Regions from separate parts of the Mus musculus genome. Here region 2 is linked to region 1. The links are chromatin loops, found by intact Hi-C in ENCODE. Cell type or tissue: left cerebral cortex. All regions are shown on one strand.

Region 1 (2,500 bases):
TCCAAACACACTTGTACAACAAGAATTATCCATATAAACAAACTTCTTCAGATATTAAACTAAGTCCATGGACAAATATTAGACAAAAATTTCAATCATAGCAAAAAAAAAAAAGGAAAAAAAATGACGTATGTGGAGAAAACATGAGGCCAAAGGATCATTTCTGGTTGAGCTAAGGCTCCCTAAAGCTTTGCTGACAAGCAGGAGTTATCCCCAAAGACTTACCTGTAAGATGTCTATGAAGAAAGAATGCTCTTGAGGATGGCAACCAGGTACATCTTATTCCCTACTATTGACGTATTAACTTCATCACCATTAATGAACACATAAGGAAAGAGCTTCATCTATATAATCTCTCATCATGTCAACAACCATCCAGTAGGTAAAAATAGCTATACCTTTTCTCAGAATTATCTGGACTCTAAGAAGCATGCCTAAAGTTTTCAAGTTGATAAAGGTTGAGGCCAGTTCACAGATCAAACTAGGTGACCTGGATTTTTTTTTCCTTTCTCTGGATCCTGTCATTACACAAGAGAGAAGCATGAAGGTCACTGGCAGTCATCTGAATATCAGGCTTCATTGCCTCCTGTTTCATAGCCACTCTGAATGTGGAGAAGCAACATCTGGGTTAATTCCTAGGCAGCAACACCCAGGAGAGCTTTGAACAAAAGTTTAATTTTATGCAAAAATACTACAAGATCTCTTACAATAAAGACAGCCCCAAAAGGAGTCCATCTTAAAGTGAACACAGCAGCAAATTATATTCATATTTAAGGAAAGGGGTCTTGTAGAGATACCCTAAAATATGCCGCTGCATTTCTTTGGAATGTGTTCAGGAGGTGAAAATAACTGAAGAAATTGGCTCCCTCTTCTTATCACACAGTATTCCCAGCCATCTGCTGTGTGTGCTTATGAAGATGCTGTGCAGTGCTTAAAATTCTCATCCAAGAAAATGTGAATAACCAATTTACAACCTGTGAGGGAAAGGGGAGGGATTCGTCCTTCCCATCCCCAAGGCTCAGATTTAGAGTGAGCATGTGTAGTTGTGGGTGGCTATGCTGGTTGCTTTAAAGAAGATTAAATTGTACATAATGCCAAATAACAAAACAAAAGGGGAAAATGTGTGTGGGAGATGGGAGTGAGATGCTGAAATAATTTAATTACTGTCAGGTGGTTTTCAAGCTGTACTGGGGTGAGGGGAGCCTTGAATAGAATCTATTACCCAAAAACCAAATGAGCCTACAAACATCTCTATACTCATTTTTATTGCATGATACCAAATGGTTTTCAAAACATAAAAAATAAAAGTTGTGATACTACATGGAATAAAGAGAGTGGAGACCTTTGGGTAAGACCCTACCCAGCTAAGCTTCCAATTTGTGAAAAGGAATTGAAGAAAAGCTGAAGCACTGAAGGAAACCAGCAACAAGAGGAAGCTGATGCAAATGTGATGGAAAGAGGGGGCCAAGTTCCAGCCACAGCAAGCCGTAGAACTTGGCAACTTCAGCCAAGTGGTTCTGGTTTTAGAGTCAAGAACATAAGAAAGGGGTTATGGGATCTTCCTGTGTGACTAAGGAAAGCTGCAGAGGCTAGGCATGTGACAGGAGTGTCCCTGCTTGGAGAGCCAATAAAAACATTGTGTGAAACTATGGGGATGAATCCTGAATAATGCTAGTGACCCCAAGGTGTTAGAGATGTTAGGATAATGAGATATCTTCTAGGGAAAGCTGCAGATCGGTGTGGAACCAGCCTAAGAGAGAAAAGTATGCTGTAGTCAACAAAGCCATAGGAATTGAAGTCCTGAAAAATGCTTTAACACTGGACATGGAGAGACAGAATTTAGAATTTGCCCTGCTGTTTTTTAGTCTTTCTTTGGGCCAATATTTCCTCATTCTGTTCCCTTTTATCCCTTTGGAATAGTAATATGTTCTGTGCACTCATGAGTTAGAAGGCATCTTAGTCATGTTTCTCCAGAGTCACATAACCTATGGAATAAATTTATACATACACATATATACACATGCACACACATACATATACATCATATGTGTGTCTAATTCAGGTCCAGCAAGGGCAATCGCTTCTACCTGTAATGTAATTACTAGCTGTGTCTTACACAATACTGACCATGGGTACACCATCTTGTCTCTAAAAATCCCAGGGTTCAAATAGAGACTGGAAACTTAGCACCAATCTGTGTGGGACCCCCAAGATTTTGAAAGAGGGTACTCACTCTACTGTAGTTCGATGTTTTAGGACTGAAATGTCACCCAAAGACCATGTAGCAAAAGCTTGATTGCTAAACTATGGTGCTACTAGGAGATGCTGCAACTTTTACAAGGTTCAGTCTAGTGGAAAGACATTAGATCTCTAGGAGGACATGAAGTCTCTCTGTCTCTGTCTCTCTACCCCTTTTGCTCCTGATCTCCCTCTTTCTGTTTCCTGGCTGTCATGGAGTGGGCAGCATTTCTCTGTTCCACACTCCCCACTATGATGACCC
Region 2 (2,500 bases), 430 kb before region 1:
AAAGCTAGTTTACAAAGAGAACAAAAATGAACCAGTATACAAGCTGACATTGACACTTATGTGTGTTGAAGCTGGTTGAAATATAAAGGGTTGGTGAAAACACTTCAGAGACTTTGCACATAGGTGGCACTTTATATTAATTTCTTTGTTCTTCCAAGGTTACATTTCTTACAGATTGTCTCAATCTCTTTACTCCTCGAGTAGACTGGCACTAGACATTCTGCAGTCTCACCAGCACCTTGGACAGCACCAACCACCCATGAATGGCTTAACAAAATTCCAGCACAGATTGAATTATTTCAGGATTTTTGCAGCTCTTCTCTGTGTTAAGCTTTAGTCAGAAAACTGCATTTTTATTGAATTTCTCCAGTTAAAATATGGCAGTAACTCGCCAAAATATGAAGAGGAACAGTCTGGCTGACTGTTTATAGCAACACTCCGGGAATAATTCCTTGTCAGATCTTGATGAGCTCTATCTGCTCTGAGATGTAAGGAGAAGGATAAAAGGTGTGAGTTACAGAACTGAGCCAGGTAATTATGCTTGCTGGAGAGAACAGCAGATGGAAGAAAACAGTATAAAAATATAATAAGAACCATAATCATTGTTCTTTACAGAATGTAAAATCTATTTAGAGAAAGGGACAACTGAAGCAAGCAAACATGGGGAAGTCACACATTCCCTCCAATAACAGAGCTATTTTGACAATGATGAAAGGCGTTACCATCATTACCAACAAAACATAATTAAGCCTCATTATACCTTATTTTTGTTTAGCTATCCCAAGAGAAGGGTTTTAGTTCAAATCTCCTTGACAAATTCATTCCCACCTAGCTGATTTGAAAATGTATTTTAATGTCAGAATCAGGAGATAGGGCAGAAATCAGTATGAATATATATACCAGTGGATATGACCTACTGAGAAATATGTCATATATACCATAAAAATAGCATCTGAACATAGTTCCCTGTCTCTTTAACACATGTGACATTTTTCACTCAGACTGAATATGCGTGGAGACCAGGGAGTTGCTGGAAATGTGACTTCAGGCAGACAGATGCTGAAGAACCAAGCACAGGAGTCTACTTGGCCCTTTGACTTTTGCTGTCTTTGCTTGTTCTGCATCTCCAGGATGAAAGTGGTAGCCACCTCTTATTCATTTCTTTCAATTGTCATTGTTCATGGTAATTTTAATTTATTTATATCTGAAAGGTAATGATTTTTTTAATTAAGGATGACATTGGTAAATAAAAAACAAGATTCCTTTATTATCTGAAGAGAAAGAGCTGTCTAAAGAAGACCTCAGAAAGGCAAAGGCTAAATACTTTATAAACTCTCATCCAAGGAAACCAGAATTCCTGTGGATGAAGGGGAATAAAGTATTTTAAAACAAGGCCTTCACTGGTTCTGAGAAATTACTCAGTGGGTATAGCTTTTTGTGGGATACTCACATGGGAGAAAGGAAAGAACCAACTCTCACATGTTATCTTTTGACCTCTACCTGTGTGCCAAGGCATGTGTACAAAAGAATACACATGAAAATAGATGATAGATGATAGATAGATAGATAGATAGATAGATAGATAGATAGATAGTCAGACTAACAAGTAAACAAATACAAATAAAAATTTTAAGTTTTTTTCTTTTTTTCTTAGGTATTTTCTTCATTTACATTTCAAATGCTGTCCCTGAAGTCCCCTATACTCTCCCTCCTCCCTGATCCCCAACTCACCCACTCCTGCTTCCTGGCCCTGGCATTTCCATCTATTTGAGCACATAACCTTCACAGGTCCAAAGGCCTCTTCTCCCATTGATGGCCGACTAGGCCATCCTCTGCTACATATGCAACTAGAGACACAGCTCGGAGTTAATGGTTAGTTCATACTGTTGTTCCTCCTATAAGTTGTTTTAAAAAACTGAATATATCTGTTTAATGGTTCCTGGTTCTAGTCTTACTAACAGAGCATGCTTATATCAGACAAGGAATGATCATTACAGTTTAATATGAAAATCTGTGGGGAATGTTATCATATGAAGAATAGAGAAAAAAAAACGGGAGGTGGGAAAGTAGTATACAAAGAGGGAAGGGGGATGAATGGCTAAAGGGTAGGAAGAAGACAGAAGATTCCTAAAAAAAAAAAAAAAAAAGACTTTGAAATTCATATGCCTTCATTGATATGTTTAAATCTACAAGCAAGAACTGAAGACAAAAATGACTGAATTCATTCTGTCAATCACTTCAATGCATGTAACAGGGTTTTTCTCCCATATCTTGCCATTATAACAGCAAAGATGAGAAAAGATATAGAGACAGAATACAGTTTCAGAGCTTCATTCATGGGTCTTGTGTCTGATCCTTTGTTATTTTCTGTCTTTGCTTTCTCCCTTATACATCTATGATATAATAATCATATTCTACTCACACCCTAAGCACTCTATGTACAAGATTAGAGCAAAGAGATTAAGAGCAACAATGCATACCTCAACAGGAAATGGACTCT

The links. A loop is a pair of places that touch in the nucleus more often than their neighbours do. Peaks named below come from ENCODE experiments on the same cell type or tissue, not always from the same donor. Only the 100,000 strongest peaks of a DNase experiment are listed, where the experiment ranks them.
Region 2: a loop joins it to region 1, with 3 times the contacts of the local background. A loop is called at or near these places in 2 of 42 quality-filtered maps.

The regions. Positions count from the first base shown.
Region 1 is chr3:56,361,222-56,363,721 of GRCm38, reverse strand. No RefSeq gene overlaps it. Among named protein-coding and RNA genes, the nearest start is that of Gm40054, 4.9 kb to the right of the region's middle. In left cerebral cortex, no CTCF peak of the experiment used is centred here; DNase peaks (open chromatin) are centred at 969 and 1,474; H3K27ac peaks cover 1,031 bases.
Region 2 is chr3:56,787,197-56,789,696 of GRCm38, reverse strand. No RefSeq gene overlaps it. Among named protein-coding and RNA genes, the nearest start is that of Gm32237, 90 kb to the right of the region's middle. In left cerebral cortex, no CTCF peak of the experiment used is centred here; DNase peaks (open chromatin) are centred at 353 and 1,027; H3K27ac peaks cover 1,188 bases.